Regions from separate parts of the Mus musculus genome. Here region 1 is linked to region 2. A link is a contact called in ENCODE POLR2A ChIA-PET data. All regions are on one chromosome and are shown on one strand. The core of a region is the stretch at or near the end of the contact, and the rest is flanking DNA. Distances in the headings are between cores, read along the strand shown.

Region 1 (4,943 bases), core at 395-2,894, 68 kb after region 2:
TCCGCTTGACCACAGTGTCTTCCTACACACATCTTCTGTATGCTTGAAAACCCTCATTGTAACTTGAAAGCACTGGCTCTTGTTTTGTGACTACAATGATATAGAAAGATCAATCTCTTAGCTCCTTACTTCTCTAATAAGACTCATGTGGGACCCCAGACCATCTGTCTATTCATGCTAAACATTGACCGTTTCTCACAACTGTTTCTCAGGAGGACTGCTATCCCAAGCACCCACACAGCCAGGAGAGCCCCAGGTTCAAGATCAGCCTAGCTTCCATGAGACCCTGTCTCAAAAAACAAAAGAAAGTAGGATCCAGAGCAGGATTACAGGTATTGTCCCCTCATAGCCTGCATCTGGGGAGGCTGAAGCTGGTGGGTCCCGAGTGATGAAAAGGCTAGCTTGAGGTCATAGATTTTCTTAAAAAAAAAAAAAAAAAAGAAAAAAGAAAAAAAACATCCCAAGCTGGATTCCGACCAAACAACTAAAGGACAAAGTGGCATGCTATCCTTGTCCTTATTTAGACACTCAACTTGGCAGTCTTGCTGCACCATTTTAGATTGTGATGGATAAGATTCTTATGCCTTTCACACTTATTAAATCATGCATCCTCCATTTTGAGTTCAGGCAGTTGTTTCTGGAGCTGAACTCCATGATACATTTGGCCACCTGTCACCAGTTGAATCAGTCCCTGCAGACAGTCATGATTCCTTGGAGTCTCATACTGTTTATAGATCTGGTAAGCAGTGGGGACCTTTAGCTATTTATGAAAACAGCTCAGAGTCCTCTTAACTCATCTATTTGATGTATATTAACAATATGCAGTAATAAATTAGCTTACAAACTATATGTTGCTGCAAGGTAGTTGTGCTGAGTTTTCTTTCACTGCTGATAAATGCATACCCAAAGCATTCTCTGTAGAGTAACAATGCACCAGGATTTGAAACTAATACCTCGAGACATTGAAGGGGCAGAGAGGGTCCAAAACTAGCCTCTTAACTAGTCAAGGGTGATCCAGCTCTGATGTTTTAAAAGCATAGTAAGACTAGTGTCCTTCCAACCTTCAGTTCTCAAAATGAGATAACTAGGTTAGGAAGACACATGGAGAAAGGAGATTTTGAATACACCCAGGAAACACCGCAATACTAAGTTCTGTCCCCACTGCAGTTTCTCCTTTCCCCTAAATTTAGACTGAGGTGAAGAGCTGGCAACTGACGCAGGACTAAAGGCTTTTTCACCTGGACTCGTGATTTTTAACCATGCGAAGGAATACAGTAAAATGTTCTGTATAGAATTCAGGGGAAAGCGAGCAATGGAAAACGAAAATCATGCAATTGCTCCAACGTCGCACTGGAGCTAGAAGAGCTCGAAACCCTCCCCAAGGAAAGTCCAAGATGGCCGAGCTAAGAACCCGAAGAGGATGCAATAGCCCCGCTCCCAGGCGCCCTCCGCCCGCCGGGGCTAGGGGTGTGGGGGTGTGGGGAAATAAAGCGCTAGGCCACGCCTCCTTACATCACCGACAGACGTCATCTCGCTCTCCAGAAAACGTGCCGCAGGGTGCAGGCCCCGCCCCGCGGAAAGAAGGGCGGCCCTCCCTGGACGTGAAGCACGCTGGGACTCCGGAGTCTCGAGCTTCCCGGCAGCCTCCGCGGCGGGCGTGGTGCGTAAGGAGCTGACCAGCGGTGGCCGTTCTCCGTAAGATGGCGGACCGGCGGCGGCAGCGCGCTTCCCAGGACACGGAGGACGAGGAATCCGGGGCTTCGGGTTCCGACAGCGGCTCTCCGGCGCGGGGCGGCGGCAGCTGCAGCGGGAGCGTCGGAGGCGGCGGCAGTGGCTCGCTGCCTTCTCAGCGCGGCGGCCGCGGCGGGGGCCTTCACCTGCGGCGGGTGGAGAGCGGGGGCGCCAAGAGCGCCGAGGAGTCTGAGTGTGTGAGTGAGCGGCGGGCGGTCCAGGGCGGCGACCCGGCAGGGGGCGGGCTGGAGATGCTGTGAGATGCCGGGCCTCCTCTTAGAGGGAAAGAAAGGTTGTCCCGCTGCGAATCTGCATCCACCCAGAGCCCCGGGGAAGGAGGACTGGGTGGTTTCTGAGCTCAGGGCGTGCAATGTTTACACGGAAACTGGGGCTGGGATGTAGAGAACCGCCATTCTCGATGTGACTTCTGAAGATTTATCTTGCCCCATATTCCTACCCAACCATCTGTGTTGATTCTTCAGTCGTCCCTCACGGTTATCTGCGGGTGGGCTCCCCGCGTCTGGAAATCACCAACTCTAACCTGTGTGATCTTCTTCCTCCCAGGAGAGTGAAGATGGCATGGAAGGAGATGGTGAGTAATTTTACTTTATCTTGAATTCTTGTGGATGTAAATTAAGGCCATGTATATCTTACACTGGGTCTTTCTCGGTTTGTTAGGGGTTTTTGGAGAGCGTTCCCCGGGAGTGGCGTTTGTGTCATGGTGATGATGAGCATGCTTGTTTGGTTTGGTTCCTTTTTGGAAGGTGACAGATTGAGTGCACTGTGGTGACTTAGAATAACACCTGACAACAGCATAGTTTTTCGTCAGTGTGGTCCCAAAGTTCTCCATCTGTCAACAGAAACTATAATTTTATCTGCCCCAGAAAGTTGCTGCGTCCACAAATTAAGTGAGGATGTTTGCCTGGCCCAAAACGAACTGTCAGAAATGTAGTAACAAACGTTTATGTTATTACATATCACATAATTTGTCTTTTCCTTTCAGCTGTTCTTTCCGATTATGAAAGTGCAGAAGATTCAGAAGTGAGTGTGATAGATTCTTTTTCCTTATGGCGTAAGTCAGAAAATGTCTCTTTAAAAAAACCTCTAGCTGTGTGGTACAAAAATTCCCTGACTTGCTTCTCTTATACATTCTTCTCGTGTGCTTTTAAAAGTCTGTTAGAAGTCTGGTGATGGTGGCACATGTCTTTAATTCCAGCCTTGCCCGGTTAATGACTGCAACTTGAAGCCACACCTCTTGAAGGGACAGGTTACACTTAGTTGATTTATTCTCAGTAAAGAAAGTGAGTTTGTGAGTCAGAGAATACGATGCTGAAATCCTTTACAAGGTGTTGGACAGGGTCCTTTATATGTCTGGATTGAGAAGACAGCCACTTGACTGGCTCCTCATGCATGCATGATTTTGAAATCTTGGAAGGACAGAATTCTGAATAGTTTGTGCAAAAACGCATCCTTCGTGGTGGTGCATGCCTTGAATCCCAGCAATTGGGAGGCAGAGGCAGGCAGATTTCCGAGTTCGAGGCCAGCCTGGTCTACAGAGTGAGTCCCAGGACAGCCAGGGCTATACAGAGAAGCCCTGTCTCGAAAAACAAAACAAAACAAACAAACAAACAAACAAACAAAAAAACTGCATCCTTTATTTTATAGCTAGAGTTTTTTGGTATCTGTGGTAATGTTTTCCAAATCAGAAAACATATTGTGAACTTTGTTTTGATTGGATGGTAGCTGTAGATACTGTCAGAATGACATTGTCATGGAGTTAGTTATTTTGTGCAGGATTGGTTGAACAGACTCGTGTTCTGTGTTTTAGAGATAGGTTGCATTCAGGAAGAAGCAGATGGTGGACCAAGGGTTTGGTTTGTGACTGTGCTTGTTGTATTATTTAGGTTGGGATTTCTTTGTTTTTTGATGCTGCAGGGTGAGCCTACAGGTCAATACATGCAAGAAAAGTGTGCTACCGCGGAGTGTTCTGCCTTAGCCCTTATCTTATAAATATTGTGGAATTTTGACTGTCTTGCCTTATTACACTTAAGGAGGTAACAGTAAGCATTATTTCAGAAGTCCTGTTTTAAGAAGTTGCATAAAAGAAGACAATACAGCCGGGCGTGGTGGTGCACGCCTTTAATCCCAGCACTTGGGAGGCAGAGGCAGGTGGATTTCTGAGTTCCAGGCTTGCCTGGTCTGCAGAGTGAGTTCCAGGATAACTAGGGCTACACAGAGAAACCGTGCCTTTAAAAAAAAAAAAGAAAGAAAAAAAAAAACAATACACTAGGCCAAGGAAACAAAAACACGTGGCACAGAAATTAATTTGACAAAATGTAAATTCAAATAAGGGCTGGGGAGATGGCCCAGTTTGGTAAAGAGGGCCTGGGTTCAATCCCCAGAGCCAGTGTGATGGTGTGTGTAATTCCATTGCTGGGGAAAGCAGAAACAGCTATGGAGCTTGCTGGGCGGGCACACAGACTGTCTAGCCTTCCACCAAGAGACTGTCTCAGAGACTACAATGAATACCTTTCCCAAGGAAGAATATCTGATTCTCTGAGTTCCATTGCATGTTTGCACATGTGAGCATTTCTGCATAGTGACACTAATTCAAAATCTAGCATTTAGGAGTGAGGGTCAGGAAGATTATTTCAAATTCATTGCCATCCTGGGAAATGAAACTTTAAAAAATATTTTATGTATATGCATGTTTTACCTGAAAAAAAATGTCTGTGTGTATATATATACATGTATGTATGTATGTATGTATGTATGTATGTATGTATACAGCCTGAGGAGCCTCTCCTAAAAGCCTTGAAGAGATTCTATTCAAATGCTCCTGGAGTCTTTGATGGATGCCACAGCAAAGAATTTTGGACAAGTAAGAATGAGGCAAAGTTAGGTGAGGTTATTGATGAAGAGAAGGATCAAGCTAGGCATAGTTACCCCTTTAATCCCAGCATTAGAAGTCAGAGGCAGGTGGAGCTCTGTACGTTCGAGGCCAGCCTCATCTATAGAACTAGTTCCAGGATAGCCAGAGCGACACAGAGAAACCCTGTCTTAAAAAAAGAAAGAAAAGGAACAGCAAAACAACCAAAAATTACCCCAAAAGGATAAAACTCACTTAAGGAGATTACAGGGTAAAAGGGTGTAAGAGAGGAACATGCCCATTGCTTTTACTTATTAGTGTGTTTGTTTACTTTCTTTTTTTT
Region 2 (4,323 bases), core at 520-3,019:
CCTACTTCCATGTGAGCATGGACCCTGAGTCTGTACACGGCCTTGTTCCCCAGGGTTTCAACCAGATTTGGTTATTGTAGAGGTGGCTTCGATTGGCAGCCAGCCACCCTGGTGCCTCAGTGCACTGAGAGCACACTGCAGCCTTCTCTACACTACAGCTGTTGCATGTCCGCTGGGAGCCGGGACTGAGCTGGTTCATTTACTGTTTGCTGACTCTGCACACTGGAGCCTCAATTTCCCCACTGCAGCTGCCGCTGTACAGTGCAGGCTTCTTTCAACCATTGTGTGTGTCCTTCAGTCCCCCTTGCCATCCCCAGTAACCGTAGGCTTCCACTTCGTTCCTCCCTCATCCAGCTTCCTGTCCCTTCCCTATCGGGAGCCCCACGAGAGGCATTCTCCCTTCTCCTCATCCCTTGTAAACCCTTAAAACCCCTTGTAAGAGAAGTGAGTCCATTGGCTCAGGATGTAGGTGGCTGGAACTAAGATGTGCAAGGGCAGCCCAACTTGGAGAGACTGTTGGTCAGCAACCCACTCAGCAAACGATTCTATCCAGTATGAACTGAACGGTTAGAAGAGCAGCTCCCCAGACACACTCTCTGGCTCCTCCCCAAGAGCAGGCTGTGGAGGCAGGGCTCCGCCCTGGGAGCCGTGGGAAGGCTATGGCCCCCGCTGGTAAAACTGGGCTAATGATAGCGGGGGAACCGGCGGGGCCAGAGGGGGGTGCTAGGGTAATTAGACCTCTGCCTGGCGGTAGTAGATCCCAAGATGAAAGGGGCTCTGGCGTCACTGGCAGGGTTTTATGTCCACGAATGCAGGTGTGTGTGTGTATGTGTGTGTGTGTGTGTGTGTTGTGTGTTTTGTGTGTGTGGTTGGCGCACGTGCGCGCGCGTGCGCGCGCAAGGGTCCGGAACTGGCATGGAGACCTCTCCTTTGAGAAAAGGAGTCCACCTATTTGCAGCCACTCTGTTGCTTAGATTGGCCCTTGAACCATTTGGATTTTGATGGTATACACAGGAGAGGAAATATCACCTCTGAGAAGCTGGGAGATAAGGGGCTGTAGCGAGTCTTGTCCACCCCCATTCCCCAAGCTTAGTATAGGAGTATATTGTTGGGGAATGGCTGGTGGGCAGTGACTAGAAAGAGCTTCCATGGAGAACAGAGACGTTTGCAAGAGGAGACAGTGGATTCAGCATTAATGTTAGAAACGAGAGAGGAGGCACAATGTGGAACGAGCCTCCAAAACGGCTAGAAATAGGATGGTTGAAGTTAGGAGGATTTCAGAAGTAACCTGTCCAACCTTTGGATTTTGTGCTCTTACCCTGGATGCTGTAATGTGTTCAAGGTCACACAGGGAGTTGTTCGCAAAGAAGGGACCCGAACTCTGAAACTACCCTTAGCGTTTGGTATCTGGACTTCCTCCCGGATTTATAAGGTGCAGTGATCTCCTCGGTCCTTCTCCCCCTACCCCAGGGTGCAAACCAGAACCCCCCTCCCCCAATTCTCCTCGCAAATGAAAGCTATTTTATTTGAAAATGACATCTTTCTCAAAACGTGTCACCGACCGTCGCTCCTGGATGGAGCCGTAGGGGGGGCGGGGGTGAGGTGGGCGAGTCTGAGCCTGGTAGGGGCCAAGGCGGTAGAGGGGCTGCGGGGCGGCCGGCCAGGAGCTGGGGAGCGGCGGGGGGCGAGGGGCGGGGACCGGCGACTGCGAGGCGGCCTGCAGGGAGCAGCCGCGAGCCGGCCGGGCGCGCGGAGCTGGAGCCCCAGCCGGAGCGGGGCGGGGGAGGGAGGAGCCAGAGCGGCCGCCGCCTCTGCCGGAGGAGCCGCGGGGCCGCCACACTCGCCCCCCGCCCCCCCGCGCTCACTCGCACTCACACCCCGGCGCTGGAGGCGGGCGGCCCGGGCCCCACCGGCCCCCCATGGACGCCCCCGGCACGGGGCGCTGAGACCCCCGCGTCGTTGCTCAGCTCGGACCAGCGCGCCAAGCCGAGGTAAGGAGGAGGGAGCAAGGGGGCATTAATATGCAAATGCATCGCGATTGATTATGCAAAGCCGCGGGTCTCTGGCCAGCTTGGAGGCGGGCTGGGGGCGCCCAGGGGGTTCCCGCCGCCGACCTCAGTCTTTTCCGGCGCCCGGGTGACCCTGTCACAGCCCGAGAGCTAGCCACTTACGCCCTGGGGAAAGAAGGTGCTGTTAAGTGGTCGGTGGGCCCCGGGGTTCGCCCAGGGAGATGGCGTCTGGGCCTCCCCTTCGAGGGCCCGCCCCGGCCTCTGTCCGGCCGGTCTGCTGCGCATTCCCGGGTTGGGCCCCGCTGCCTGCCGAGGCTCCCCCGCCCGCCCCGCCGCGGTTTGTTTACGGTGTGCCAGAAGCTTGTCGTGTCCCCCCACCCCCCCAGCCAAAGAGACCGAATGGCCTTTGCAAAGCTGTCTCTAGCTAGGAAGGGCAATGTGGGTGCGGCAGGGTGGAGGGGCTTGCATGGGCTGGAGGAGAGAGAAGCCCCCCTCCCCTCCCCACCTCTCCAGTTGAGCATGGCTTTCTGGTTGCAACACTCCTAATTGCAAAAACGCGGCGGGTGGGGTGGGGTGGGGGGAGTGTGAGCTTGTAGTAGTGGGGGTGTACTTGATGGTCCCTAGATGATTAGGAGAATTGTTGGCCTGTGGTTGGGGAAGAGAGGAAGAAATGGACCCGTGTTCTGTGTGTGTGTGTGTGTGTGTGTGTGTGTGTGTGTGTGTGTCCGCGCGCGCGCGCGTGCATGCTCCCCGTTTCCCTCCCTTGCAACGTGTCTCTGGTGCCCCTTTTCTATCTTGGGCCCTCCCTTGTCCAGTGTGAAAAGAAGGCCTGGGAAGATGTCAGAGGCAATGAAGAGAGCCACCCATTTTAGGGACTGGAGGGGGGAGCACACAGAAGGAAAGCCAGGGAGACGGGAGGCCTGCCCCTGAATGCTGGCTCTGGACCCAGGAGGGGGAGGGGATGAAGGGGGCCATTGTCCAAGATGAAGGGGGAGGCAAAGGTGACATGCAGACAACAGATATGCCTACACAGACAGCTACATGCTCACTCGGGGACATCCAGGCAGATTCAAGGACAGGAGCTGCTGGACACACCCACATGGGGACAAGGGAAGAGGCAGGCCTCCACTGCAGAGTGGAGCTCAAAGGGTGGGACACACCCACGGGAGACCAAGAGCAGGGCGGAGAGACGGCCTATGCACATACCCACGCATAGGATCACAGGGAGATGCTGTCACACAGGGGTAAGAAGGAGTCATTGTCACCCACACCGAGAAAGTCACTATCGAATGCATGCATGCACACATGCACACACACAGCAATTGGACACAGTCGCACAATCATAAAAGACCCTGTCATTCAGAAACACACACATGTTCACATGTGTCCAGTCATGTAGCCGTCATTGCTTGCCATGACGATCACTGTCACTCAAGCAAACAAACAAACAACCGAAGCTACACATCAATACATGTGTACAGAACTTAGCAACAAGTATTTTCCTGGATTTGGCTGGGGAGCTGAGTGAGGTTCTATAGACAATAAAATCTCTGCTACCGAGAAAATCAAATTTATCTGTATTAAAAGACCCTTCTGCATAATGGCGCAAAGCATGCAGTCCTGATAATAGAGTCTCATTACTGTCACTTGCTATACCACCCCGTTACTAGATGGCAAGCTCCTTAAGACATGGGAGAATCTCTAGAAGAGCCCTGGATCCCACCCAGAGCCGAGCACACTATGAGCTCTGTAAACACTTGTTAATTGATTGACTGTGGGAACTCCAGGCACAGGTGCACGTCTTTACACCTAGTCTCACAGGTGCAGAGGCCGTGCCAAGGGCTCCGGCTGCAGTCACAAGTCCCACCTGGCAGTGTCCAGATAACCCTGTAGCTCGATACATTGTAGCTGGGGCAGGAATGCACTTAAATGCACATAATCACAGACTTTTTCCCTTTGGCTTCTTGCTATCTTTTAGGCTCAGGCACTGTGTAGCAATGGGCTTCCCCCTCCTCTTTAGAGAGACAGAGAAACAAGAGCAAAGTGGGTGCAAGGGGGTTCCAGAGGGCCGAGTCACAGCCCTGCAGCAGGGTCCAGTGACTTCCAGCAGCTGGGTTTGTCCTGGTTGCTGGGGGAGGGGCGTCTGGAGAAGAGTTGGGAGTGGCTCTCTGGCCCTCTCATCCCTAGCCTGTAAGCCAGTGTGGACCTGACTGCCTCTGCATGGGGTTATTTGGCTGGGCCTTTCCTGGGGACCCTAAGTTGTCCCCAGCTGAATGTTTGCCTCCCACTGCGAATCCACCCCTTTTCTCACCTC

The links. ChIA-PET counts read pairs that join two places held with the same protein, here RNA polymerase II (POLR2A).
Region 1: POLR2A ChIA-PET joins it to region 2 with 19 read pairs in embryonic stem cell. The contact joins the promoter of Casc3 here to the promoter of Thra in region 2. POLR2A ChIA-PET finds 5 or more read pairs at or near these places in 4 of 5 experiments (Patski and embryonic stem cell).

Annotation. Positions count from the first base shown.
Region 1 is chr11:98,808,164-98,813,106 of GRCm38, forward strand. It overlaps Casc3 (cancer susceptibility candidate 3), which reads left to right and starts at 1,645. Exons shown (of 14, transcript NM_138660.2): 1 at 1,645-1,928; 2 at 2,296-2,323; 3 at 2,735-2,772. The coding sequence starts at 1,701. Gm12359 (predicted gene 12359) reads right to left here and starts at 1,926. Exons shown (of 3, transcript NR_033551.1): 1 at 1,513-1,926.
Region 2 is chr11:98,740,016-98,744,338 of GRCm38, forward strand. It overlaps Thra (thyroid hormone receptor alpha), which reads left to right and starts at 1,770. Exons shown (of 10, transcript NM_001313983.1): 1 at 1,770-1,991.